Regions from separate parts of the Homo sapiens genome. Here regions 1 and 3 are each linked to region 2. A link is a contact called in ENCODE Hi-C or POLR2A ChIA-PET data. All regions are on one chromosome and are shown on one strand. The core of a region is the stretch at or near the end of the contact, and the rest is flanking DNA. Distances in the headings are between cores, read along the strand shown.

Region 1 (4,091 bases), core at 478-2,977, 59 kb before region 2:
AATTCGTTTGGGGGCTGCTGCTTTACAGCCCTGGACATATGGCTCAATGCATAGCTTTATTTTGAAGAATCCTGTGCACACAGCTCTAGAATTTGCTGAGGGATGAATCACCTGTGCCCTTCATTTAGTGTTGTAGGTGGGTAACTTTGTCCTGTTAGAGTCTAGATTAATGTCTTGGTTAAAAAGTAAGCACTTGTTTTCTGAATATCAAAGCAAGAGTCTACTCTACTTCTTTGGGGATGTATTCAAACTCAGCCATGTGTTTTTGTGTGTGAATTTCTGTCACCCAGAACAAGAACCTTGAATCAAACCTAGACAGATTGTTACCCCATTGGTTCAGGACTCACCTTTCAAACCCATGCGGGGAAGCCTACGAAAATACTGGTAGCAGTGGATGCTTTCCTGCAGCTCACAACCTTCTCCCTGGGACCACTGTAAAGAGCTCATGCTTTTACTTTCCACCCATTTCTAATAAGCTCGTTAGTGAGAAATTCCCAGAAAATGGAAGAGTTCGCTTGCATTTTCTGATCTGAATGCACAGAACATTCTGTCAGGCTCTAGGAGACAGACAATTTAAACCAGAACATCACTAAACACAGAGCAGCTGATACTAATTCCTTCCCAGCCCGTGTCTTTCCCACCCAAGCTGAAATCATCTGGGGGCTGGAGCTGAGAGTGGATGCGGAAAGCAGGCTTGCTGCTTCTTAATGAGCGCCCCCGCTTACATTCCTCTTAGCATAAAGTGCTTGCTGCAGGTGGGACTCACGCTCTCCATAATTCCTCAGGGAGTTGCACTGAAGTGGAGAGCATGCTTTTAATTTAATGGGAAAAACAAAAAGCAGGAGTAGTTACTCAAACTAAAACCAACAGCTTAGACCCCGAGGAAATAAGCAATGAGGAGGACCACGTAAGACCAGAGAACAAGCCTGTCTTCCTGTGGGGTAAGACAGGGGAAAGAGACCCATGCGAGCAGCACACAAACGTCGCCTAGAACGGAAGGGGCAAAGGAAACCTGAATAGACAGAAAGTGGTCTTCTCCAAAACTAGCAGGAAGCGAATGCCCAGTACCAGAGTGCGCTGCACCGGCAGCTCTCCATCCCTCCATCCCACCGTGCCCGGGGTCCTGCCTTCTTACCTGCAATTCCTTGCAACAGCCCACAGACATTGAAGATGCTTTTCTTCATGATGCTCTGTACACACATGGTGAAGACGGACACCAAGGCCACCATGCAGAGAATAAAGATTCCCACAGCCAGGAAAATAGCTGTGGCCTGCCAGAAGCCGCTGGCGATCTCGCCGAAGCTCTCGGCGTAGGGCCCGCACAGCGTGTCCCGCTGGAAGTGCTGCACCCCTGGGTTCCGGATGCAGCGGGCGTAGATGCCCAGGGTGGGGTGGTAGGGCTCCGGGGAGCCCCCGCCCGGGCCCGCCGGCTCCACGCCGCCGCGGCTCCTCGCTTTCCCGATCAGCCAGTCTGCACTCATGAAGGCAATGAGCTCGGCAAAAGCCACCACAATACTCAGCAAGGTCCAGAGCATCGAGCGACAGGTGACAATGACATGACACATATTGATGTTCCGGGCGAAGAAAGAGTCAGGAGTCCACGGAGTTAATCAAAACAAGAAAGTCGGTGGGGAAGGAGGCTCGGGCGGCCCGGGAAGGAAGTCGCAGCTGCAGTCATTCACTCCCGCCGCCGGCCGCGTTCATGCTGGGGACAGCGCTCCCGGACCCAGAGCACCGCCTGCGGCCTCACCTAGGGGAGAGGGAGGGCGGTTAGCAGCGCCGCCAGGCCCCGCCCCGCCTTCCCGCCGCGCAGCGACACCGTCCAAGTCCGGCCCGTGCCCGCAGAACCCTGCCAGCAAGCCCCGGGCCTGGCTAGCATGCCAGGCGGTTGTTGCACTGGCTGCGTTTGTTTCAAGTTCTTCCTGACCTCACTGCACTTAGAACTCTATGTGGCAGTTAACCTTATCTCTAGGGAGCACCATGGAAGGAGGCGGCCAGTGCCAGGTCCTGCTCCCAACCCAGGGGGCACTGTCCTGGTTGCTGCTGCACTTTTAGGACAGGGCTCCCGCTCCCTCATCTTTTACTGGAAAAAGTCAAACAGCACAGGGATCCAGAGAGGAGGAGGCAAGACTGGCAATCAACTCTATTAGTGGATGTTTTGTTTTGTTTTTAAGTTTGCAAGACTTTTTGCCTGCTGTTTTGGTACTAGGTGAGCTAAGTTTTGAGAAACTTGGACCAAGCGCTTTTGCTTAACAGTAGAGAGTAGCAACACCCCGCTTTTATTTCCTCGAAATTAAATTACTAGCAGAGACATAAGTGTGTTTGCTTCATAGGTAAATAGGAAAGAATCACATGTAAAAGAATAAACAAAACATTGCTCCCATACCTATACTTTATCCATTTTTCACAGGGTGATTTTTAGACAAAATAATTTACACTAATTAAAACTCAGAGGGGAAAAAAAAAAAACCTTAAGAGTTCATGACTTACTTGGGGAAATTATTTTTAAAAGACATTAATGACCGTTAACTAAGCATCATTACAACTGAGTGGACTTGTTGACAACAGAACCTTGTCTATGAAGAATGCATCCCTTGAATTGTCCCAATTCATCCCATGTGCCTCTGCCTAAGCTTCGATTCACCCCAGGTCGGGAACTCAACATGCCCATTGTTTCTCATTTCACAGAGGCCTCATTCTGTCTCCACGGAGGAATGACTTCATTACCAGAAGACATTGCTCCAGTGGCTCAAGCCTTCTTCAGAGGAGTCTGGACCCTGAAATGGGGGCCAGCAGGGCTGGTTTGCAGCCCCATTTTCTGCCCCATTCCAAGGCCAGGAACAATCACATAGCTCACATCTGGGCACATGGCCCTGCTCTGAATGATTAGATCTCATTAACCGAGGTCAAATCAACTCCATGAGAACTGCAAAGAGCCCCCTGGCATGTTGGGAGTGGGGTGAGGCAGGGAGTTATCGAAGAGGAAGAGAAGCGGAGAAATAAGGAAGCCCAGTGTCAAAGCTTAAAATGCCCGTTTCTACACCCTGCACCAGCTGTCTGCCTGCTGGCTGACTTCCTAGTGAGCATGTGACTCTACCCATCCCTTGAAACATGATGTATTTTAAAATCCTCATATCATGGTAGTTGCTATACAAGATGCTATTTTGGGGACACAGCTAGTGCACTACTAGGAACATATGCACTTAATTGTCAGGGTGTGTGTGCGTGTGTCACAGCGCTGTGCCAAGCACTGGGTAAGGGAAGGGAGTCCATCAGGTATGGGTTCCAAAGCCAGCTCCAGCACTGACCATATGGATGCCTAACTTCTCAGAGCTCCCTCGTCTGAGCCGGTAAGGGTAGCCTACCTCACCAGATTGTTGCAAGGAATGAACAAGAACCTACTGAAGCACCCAGCACAGTGCCTGGCAGAGTAAGTGCTCAACAAATATCAACTCCCTGCCCTCCGAAGCTTTTCCTGTAACATAGATGACACCGTTCAGACAACTATTGATCCAACTGAGGTGCCCAGCAGATTACAGAAACCTGGCCACTGCACACAGAAAACATTAAGCACAGGCTACTTAGAGATGGACGAAGTCATTCATGTCTAAACTTACCTTGCAGCCTTCAAGGGCAGAGTCCTGGTCTTCCTGTTTCCCCACTACCTAACTCAGCTGGTGTTTTTATATTGGATATACCTTCTGGCTGAATGCTAATTTATCTCCACAAGCTGGATAATTTATATCCAACTGGTGGAGATAAATTAGCATTCAGCCAGAAGGTATATCCTACTCCGACTCACTCATTCTCAGCTCCCTCCTCCAGATAGTACCAAACAGAAAGCCTTTTGAGAAAAAAGTTACTAAGGGCTTTAGAGGAGATTGTTTGTAATGAAAATGATCATTCTAAAAGAGAACAAGAAAATGAGCCACAAGGACTCCCAGGAGGCCCTGAGAGCCTGCACGTACCCATCAGGCTCACAAATACTTTGGGCCCACAGGTGGCAAGCCCAGCCTGTTGAGAGCTATAAAGCCTTCCCATTTGATTAGAAAACCATTTTACTGTTATGCACAATCTCTTTCCCATCCCTT
Region 2 (4,001 bases), core at 110-2,609:
TCCCATTCATCTCCATTTGGGCTGCATGCCCTTCTGTTACACTTCCGGATGTCAGGAGAAACAATAGCTGCCTTTAGTGCCACACAGAGAACACGGCCCCCACGTGATGGGCACCAGCACTTATTTATTGAATTGAATTGCCAAAAACAGGAAGCAGAGTTGTAAGACCCCTTTTATCAGTTACAGATTGCTAAGACTTGAAGTGCACTGATTTGAATTGTTTCATGTTACTCTGTAAAACTAGAACCAAGGAGTGAAAATTACCTTGGAAATGACAGGGGTGAATTTCAGCTGAATGAAGAAAGAACTGTGTAATAAACAGAGTTGACCCGAGGTGGTCCAGGTTGCCTCTGGGGTGGGTTAAGAAACAGTAAGTCAGGATCACAGAGGCCACAGAGGGGGAAAGTCTCAGCAACTGTCCTCTCACAATCCTTCCCTGAGACCTGAGGTCTATGCCCATCCACAGCAAGAATGGGAGCTTCATGGCAGAGCACTGTGTATCACAGGACACTCTGCAATTCATTTTCTCATTTTATAGGCACTATTACTAAAAGGGGGCCGGAGTGTGGGTGGGGAGAGACATCTTTACTATCCCCATTTTATAAACCAAGAATTTGAGCCACTTAAGCTAAATCACACCATTAGTAAATGACAGAATACGGCCTTCAATCTAGGACTTCTGACCCCCCAGGCAGGCCAGTGTATTTCCAGCTAGGCAATACTGCAACAACCAACGTAAGATGCCTGCAACCATCATTCTTATTAAGTATTATCTCCTCATATTAAGAACAGGGGCAAGGATGGGCCCCAAAGACTTGAAGCACCGAGGCAAATACCAAAGCAAGATTAGCTAAAACAAAAATACAGTAAGAGCTCTGCTACTTTCACAAAACCATCCCTTCTACCTGACTAGGAAGAGCTCATTATATTTTCAGTAGACACACTCTCTAAGGCTTTATTTACATGAGTCAACTAAAGGAATAATTGTCCAAATCCTACTTTACTGTGCTCTACTGATACAACAAATGCTCGAGGAAGTCTGTCCACATTTTAAGGGGAGTCTGTGGCCACATACTATGCACAAAGAGCACTCCCCATTTCTGCAGCCAAAGCATTAATCGTTGCTCCAGAACTAGGCTGGTGTAACTTTTTTTTTAAAGTCTGAAATGCATTCTCTGACAACAGGTCCAGGACTACCTCACAATTGTGTCTGACAACAGGAGTTTAACAGAACTGGGTCAGCCATTGAAGGATTGCTGAACCTTGCAAGATTTTCAAGGAAAGACATGAGAGTGTCGAGTTTCATGAACCGTCTACCAAGCACAGAAAGTGGCAGCTTGCCAAAGGCTGGACTGTGTTAAACGCATGTGAGACGCTGGGAACCTGAACCCCAACAACGCCGGCCCTGCCACTCAACCACAGTGGTGAAAGACTGAGGTTCAAGTTTCCAAAGACCTCGCGGACTCTAAGCCAAACGTTGCTAATCAGGAAAAATTCCTTCTCTTAAGGAAGGAGAAACTCCTTGATTCAAACATTATCCCATCAACGTAAAGCTGTTAGAGAGTATGTTTTTAAATATCTAGGTACAACAGAATAGCCTATAACGTGCCAGCCACAAGTCATATTCAATTATACTGCTTTTTAACATGCCAGGTGTGCATATCAAAACACTGCTATTGTTATTCCCACACTGCTGGGACCATGTTCATTCACATAATTCTTACCTCTTCCCCAATATTTAGTTATAAATCTATGGGACAACAAGGTCCTTGAGAACAAAACTAATTCTAGCTTACTCCTCTCAATATCTCTTGCACTCAACATAGGGCATGACATAGAGTAGACAATTCATAAATGTTTACTGAATAAACAAAAGGATCATTGCCCTATGAACATTCCCTACAGATAGTAGTTAGAAAAGTCAGGCTATGTAGAAGAAAGAAATACTGGGTTAACGAGAGTGGAGAAAATCATCAGGCAAACATGACAGCAGGAATTCCGGCATGAGAAGAAAGCGCAGGAGGCAAGGAGGAATCGCAGGCAGCAATGGAGCACAGAGTAGCAGTGATGCTGTCCAAGGCAGGGGGGATCCTCCAGTGGGTGTGTTTCCAAAACACCAGTGTCTGGACCCACCTCTGTGAACTCCTTCTATTGTAGGGTAGCCCTAGACTATGAGTGATGAAGGAGAGTGACAGGGGAGCAAATGTGTATAGGCAATTCTGAGAAACCCTCCTCCAGATGACAATTACTCAACTGTCTTGCTTTTAACCTTGAATATATATATACGTATATATATAGTATATATATATATACGTATATATATATATACGTATGATCATTTTGCAAGACAGAAACTACTGTGAATAGTGTTGAGCACGAGCAATGTGCAAACCTCATCAAATATCCTACTTGTTCCAGAATAGGTTATTTAAGATCCACAGACACAGGGCATTACAGGCAGACAGGTGAGTGCAGCACACTTGGGGAATAGGCCAGGCAAACAGGTGGCCGCAGTGAATAACTTGGGCTGTAAGTGCTGACAAGCGCTTTCTGTGCCTGACAGTTCTTAGTGGTCTGCATTCCAAATCTAGGCATAAGCTTTAAGTAATAACAGACCAATGTTTCTGAAAAGCAGATGCCAAGATTAAAACTAGAAGACAAGACACAGAGTAAGGGAGATGTAGGGAAGGAACACTCTCATGGAGGCATCTGGAAAGAGAAGGTGGAAAAGCCTCCGGTTCCTTCTCGCATCTTTCCTTTTCCAAAGGCAGCACTCAAAATCAGGTAAATGGAAATTGTCCTCTTAAAACACACCCACCCCCAGCTCATCTGTCCTGGAGTTTGCTGCACACTGCCCATCACAGGTCATGGTGCTGTGCTCCTCTCCTTTTTTTGGCCTGTGTGGACCCTGAACTCGATGCTGCATTCTGCAAACCTCAGATTTGAGGCCCAGGGCATCTGCCTCTGTAACTATTTTGCCTCTATATCCTTCCCAACTCCATGCATGAAACTCTGCTCAAGACCCAACTTCAGTGTCATCTTCCACGCAGCCTTCTCTGAACCCACCCTCGCCTCTGCCCTCTCCGTGCCACCCTTCTCTGAGCTCACGCAGCTCAGAGAGTGGTAGGGGTCACATCCACCATACTAATAATTATTCGCTTGTCTAACTCCCTGTTTCAAGTCCATCCACTCATCTCATGGCTCACATTTACAAACTGTGGCTTGGGGTGACATCCAAAAATGACCAAAACAGTCCTTGACTGGGAAGGACTAACAGAGGGTGAGGCAGGCCCCCCCAAATCACAGATATTCATACTCATCCCTTGCTTCATTCAAATCTCCATGCAAATGTTATCTCCTTCCCTGACCACCCTTGCTAAAAGTGCAACACACCCCTCTGTGCCTCCAGCACTGCCTGTCCACAGCTCTCACCACTGCCTGGAGCCCATCATATGGATGGATAAGGTGGATATACAGAGACAGAAATGTCTAGCTAGGTAAGTACAGAAATAGATCTGAATTTTTAAGTTAGTTGTCTATCCACTAGGATGTAAGCTCCCTGCAGACAAGGCTTTTAATCAGTTTTGGTCTGTGATATGTAGATCCCTAACACCAGTAATAGTGCCTGAGAAATAACGCACTCTCTCAGTAAATATCAGTTGATGAATACACGCGTGGGCAGATGATAATGTCTTGACCAAATGCTGGGGGGAAAGGAGATCAGACGAGATAGGGAGGACATTTTGCTCTGTTGAAGCTTTTAAGGTTTGAAGTACCTAGCTGGGCAACCAGGTAGGGGGGATTCCAGTAGCACAGGCAATATAGTTTGGAAAACTGCAAACATATAGGAGGTGACTGAAGTCACCTATGAAGTTTCCTATGACTGAAGTCATATGAAAGAGTGAGATTACCCCCAGAAAAGCATGTGAAGTAATTAAGGAAAGAGCTGGCTACTATACAGTAAAAAGAAAAAATAGCATCTACCTCAGAGGTATGTATGT
Region 3 (4,509 bases), core at 13-2,512, 42 kb before region 2:
CTCCTCTCTGGTCAAGAGCTGCCTTCCAGCTTCTTCCTATCTGAGCCTGCTGAAGAAGGCAGCAGAGCCACCCCAGCCTCCCCAAGTCCAGTGCCAGGGGCTTCAAACCTGGGTCTCTCCCACTAGCTGTTCCCCGGCCCCTCAGTAGGAAACTGAACAAAGCCCCGCTCTCTGCCTCTTCTGCTGGCCTCTGTAGCCCTGGCCCCCGCCACCACTCTACAGAGCACTCCATTTTCTTGCCTCCCCACTCCTCCCCACACTCCAAGTTTGTGTGTCACATACAGGCTGGGTGTGGACGGACTCACTGGAACACAAATACTGTGAGTCAATCAGCACTCAAATCTCCTTGGGTTTAGAAATAGTCAGTGACTTTTTCCGGTAGCTGAAGTCTGAAATAAGCTGTTAAAAACAATCATCTTGACTTTCTATCTGACTCATAGCGAATGCAACATTAAATTGAAAACACCTCCTAATTAGCCACTCAGAAATACAACCAAGTCTTTGTGAGACAAAGCCTGGCAATATTTACTGAAATACTGTCTTTGCGGTCTTCTTCTGAACCCATGTTATACTTACATCCCAGTGATATGCAGTTATCTATTCTGTCATTCAAATGCACCAGATCGTTCCTTCCTCATCAAAGTAAATTAAATAACCCAGAATAGCAGTGGGCTTGTGCCTAGTGCTTAAGGCTGCACACTTTAACATTCAACAATGTGCCCCAACCATCTGTAATCTTCTGAGCCCAAGTTGGGTCCACACAAAAACCCAGTGGAGGCGAGTGATTTTTTACCATGATATGCTATTATTATGTTATTGTCAATTGAATGCACTTCAAAAACCAAATGAAGAAGACAAGACAGACCTCCATTCTTTCCTGAAGGCTACACAGCACCCTCCATGTGACCCCAACATCCAATCAAAGACATCACCATGGCGTCGCTTTCCCGGGGAATTTTCACAAGATAAAAACATCCATAGCCCAGCTTGGAAAAGAAAACTATTTGATGCCAATGTGGAAGGACCCAATAGGTAGTTGAGGTTAGAAATTTGAATAACAGGCAACAAATACAGAGTTGACTTAAAATACCCTAAACTATTCTGAGAAACTCCAGAAGGTTGAATGTTAAATTCGCTTTGTCAGAATTAATTTGGGAAATATTTGGTCCTGCTTGAAGGAGAACTCCAGTTCCCCGGCCAGCATTTTGTCAAGTCACCATTTCCATTGCTGGCTCATGTCAGTGAGCAGTGTGAGTGACTAAGTGTTCCTCTCCTGCCTCAGCTGGGAAGATTAACATGGGGCCAAACGCCTTGGAGACAGGAAAACAAACGAACCCAGTTACTATGTTTTTAACTCAGTTCTGTCTGGAAATCAGGAAGCAAGACTCTGAAGATCAAGCTTCGGGAAAGCTCTTAATGCTGATGAGGAGTTTTTTTTTTTTTTTTTTTTTTTCCAAAAGTTCAAATGAGAAGTCACTGAGAGCCTAGAAGTAAAGAAGGCTAATAAATGACAACCGCACTTGCAGATTGCCCCCTGGGTGGTACAGTCAACAGCCACTGCTCAGAATGACTTTTAACTCAAAAGGATCAGAAATTTGGACCAGCCTCCCATCTCGTTATTTCACCAGACCCTTTTGTGTTCACGAACTTTGTATATAAAGTCCTCTGACTGGAAACAGATCTAGAAGGCCAGTTTCACTGCACTTCTAATGAAGTCAAGGGACGAAGGATTTCAGATTTTACTTCACAAAGAAAAAAAAAAGATTGTGAAATTTTCAACTTGTAATATTACAACAGTTTCTAGTCCCAGCAAAAGACAGACTAAACAACATCATTCAGCTGGGAAAATTAGCTACCCATCTTGGTCCCCACCCTACCCCAAGCTTTATTTATTCAGATACATGGCATTTACTGAACTGCCTGGATAAGAACATGAAGTCAGCAACACCTCTCGTTCTGAATCCTGAGGAGTGTAAGCGATTAAGAGTAACATCCAATGGTCATTGATCTCTACTGTTTATTTCTCGTTTCTCAGTTCTGATAACCCTCCTTGATTTTCTGAACCTGGAGCTGCCAGCTATTTTCCATCTCTGAACCACCACTATCTGTCTAAAATTGGATCTCTCTTTGGCTTAACTGTGCTCCCAGTAACATAAAACAATACTGAAATGCTTAAACCAATGCATTTCTTGTGGGCACTTAGTCACAGAACTGTACCTGCTATGGGCTTCCAAGTTCTATTGTTCTAACTCAACTCTGCTGACACACTCTCCATTTTATGCTCTAAGACTCCTTTATCGCAGGGGTCCCCAACCCCCAGGCCACAAACCAGTACCGGTCTGTGGCCTGTTAGGAACTGGGCTGCACAGCAGGAGGTGAGTGGTGGCAAGCCAGAATTACCACCTGAGCTCTGCCTCTTGTCATATCAACAGTGGCATTAGATTCTCATAGGAGCACAAACCCTATTGTGAACTGTGTGTGCAAAGGATCTAGGTTGCATGCTCCTTATGAGAATCTAATACCTGATGATCTGAGATAGTTTCATCCTGAAACCATCCCACCCCATCATACATAGAAAAATTGTCTTCCACGAAACAGGTCCCTGGTGCCAAAAAGGTTGGGGACCGTTGCTCTATTGTATTCATGTTAACTCATTACCATGTTTGTACACTGGTTATAGAATGTGTTTCTGCAGCAATAACTAACAATGATGGTGCCATTTAGAGGCCCTACCAAAGCAGCAGGCACAGTTATGTATGTGTACCCACTAAATGCACCACCCCTTAACTCCCTCACAGCTGTCAGGTAGGTGCTATTATGTTTCACAAATAGGAAACTGAGGCAATGGCCATTTAAGTGTATCAATAAATATAGAGCATTCCCTTCAACACCCAAGACAGTCACAAGCATCCACATTCAAAAGATGTTAATAAATACCAACAACCAAGATACGTCTATTTTAACCAGCCTAATGCTAACAGATAAAAACAGCTTGTTTTTTGAAAGCCAAATGTTAATTGGCAGAGCCCTGTCAAAGGCAAGTATTTTCATACTTTAAAACTTTTCCCAGGTATGGTAGCTCATGCCTGTAATCCCACCACTTTGAGAGGCTGAGACGGGAGGACTGCTTGAGGCCAGGCGTTCAACAGCCTGGGCAACATAACAAGACCACGTCTCTGAAAAAAAAAAAAAGAAAAATTTAATTAGCCAGACATGGTGGCATGCGCCTGTAGTCCCAGCTACACAGGAGGCTGAGGTGGGAGGATCACTTGAGCCCAGGGGTTCAAGGCTGCAGTGAGCGATGATTGTGCCACTACACTCCAGCCTGAGCAACAGAGTGAGGACCTATTTCTAAATAAATAATAAGAATTAAAAGTTTGCGCAGACCAACACCTGGAATCCTGTAGCAACTGCCTTCATAAGAACTGAAAAGGACTCTTACTGATGACCTCGCTTTACTGTCACAGTATTCCTGTGAAAGGTTGAAAAGCAGAGAGAAAGTATAACACTTTTCCCTGAAGCATGAAGCCACACATTGCCCCTGGAAAGCATTTTGCAGCCTAGCAGTAACAGGGGGTTGGTGCAGGATGGAGCCAGGCCACGCAGCAAGGCTGGCATGTAGCATACGGGAAGCGGAGCTTGCAGTGAGCCGAGATTGCGCCACTGCAGTCCGCAGTCCGGCCTGGGCGACAGAGCGAGACTCCGTCTCAAAAAAAAAAAAGAAAATGCTCACAGCTTTAAGAACAGAAAGCATTACATGACGAGACAGATGAAAGAATTTGTGAAACAAATCACTGAATTTTTGCAATATTAGAGAGTCTCAAGGAAGGAAATCATCTGACAGACTGAATCATAAATTTGTGCAATGCAAGAATTTATAAAAGCATCAGGGTGTGAATCATACCCACAAAATGTTTTTTAATATCTTTGCAAAAATCAGGCTCATGAATGTACCAACTCTTCCAACAGCACTTGTCTTTTTATTTCAGGTATTAACTGATTTACAACTTATTTTAAAAATTACAATAAAATCTACCTGCAAGACCAAATTTGTGGAAACTGGAAGAAGGGAGAGAAAATAAACTAGTTCCCAGAACAGAAGATTGGGCAAATGCCATTTTGCCCATGCCAAGTTAAGCCATAAGATCCATCAGGCACATTATTTTTAGTAAATTACTCAAGGACATTCCAATTCATAGCTAAACATCATCAGTAAAATTTTTTCAAAATTGCAAATAATTTTTTTAAATTTTTAATTTTTTAATTTAAAAAATGAGTTTCTCTGAAATACCAAGTGACTGTTAAAAATAATGAAAAAATTCTAACCCATGTCTCTAATAATCAAATTATACCATTAGTATTTAAAAACAGAAAATTAACCATTTTTGGTTTCACATATACATGTGGCTTTAGTCTACTGTTTCTCTAATACTTCTTGTAGAAGCATAACCACTAAGAAGGTTCACATGAAATCAGGCTGAACCATAAACAGTCATCCCAAGAGATTTG

Evidence for each region. Hi-C counts contacts between places; a loop is a spot of excess contacts on that map. ChIA-PET counts read pairs that join two places held with the same protein, here RNA polymerase II (POLR2A). Pooled maps may share reads with other maps.
Region 1: a map of gastrocnemius medialis shows a loop between it and region 2 (1.8-fold over the local background). The contact joins two enhancer-like sites. A Hi-C loop is called at or near these places in 1 of 168 maps with a recorded cell type or tissue (gastrocnemius medialis) and 2 of 50 pooled maps. POLR2A ChIA-PET finds 5 or more read pairs at or near these places in 1 of 52 experiments (MCF 10A).
Region 3: a map of endothelial cell of umbilical vein shows a loop between it and region 2 (3-fold over the local background). The contact joins two enhancer-like sites. A Hi-C loop is called at or near these places in 1 of 168 maps with a recorded cell type or tissue (endothelial cell of umbilical vein) and 3 of 50 pooled maps. POLR2A ChIA-PET finds 5 or more read pairs at or near these places in 5 of 52 experiments (AG04450, K562, MCF 10A and 2 more).

What each region holds. Positions count from the first base shown.
Region 1 is chr5:78,508,649-78,512,739 of GRCh38, forward strand. LHFPL2 (LHFPL tetraspan subfamily member 2) reads right to left here. Exons shown (of 5, transcript NM_005779.3): 4 at 1,136-1,750. The coding sequence starts at 1,565. Among named protein-coding and RNA genes, the nearest start is that of LHFPL2, 140 kb to the right of the region's middle. RefSeq lists silencers at 1,334-1,423, 1,704-1,753 and an enhancer at 1,470-2,091. Within about 2 kb of position 1,728, at least 23 of the 41 ENCODE cell types and tissues checked have a DNase peak (open chromatin) inside an H3K27ac peak, as active enhancers do.
Region 2 is chr5:78,568,337-78,572,337 of GRCh38, forward strand. The region is part of intron 2 of LHFPL2 (LHFPL tetraspan subfamily member 2); the gene reads right to left. Among named protein-coding and RNA genes, the nearest start is that of LHFPL2, 78 kb to the right of the region's middle. Within about 2 kb of position 1,360, at least 9 of the 41 ENCODE cell types and tissues checked have a DNase peak (open chromatin) inside an H3K27ac peak, as active enhancers do; they include endothelial cell of umbilical vein, where a contact is called at or near this core.
Region 3 is chr5:78,525,934-78,530,442 of GRCh38, forward strand. All of the region lies in intron 3 of LHFPL2 (LHFPL tetraspan subfamily member 2), which reads right to left. Among named protein-coding and RNA genes, the nearest start is that of LHFPL2, 120 kb to the right of the region's middle. Within about 2 kb of position 1,263, at least 16 of the 41 ENCODE cell types and tissues checked have a DNase peak (open chromatin) inside an H3K27ac peak, as active enhancers do; they include endothelial cell of umbilical vein, where a contact is called at or near this core.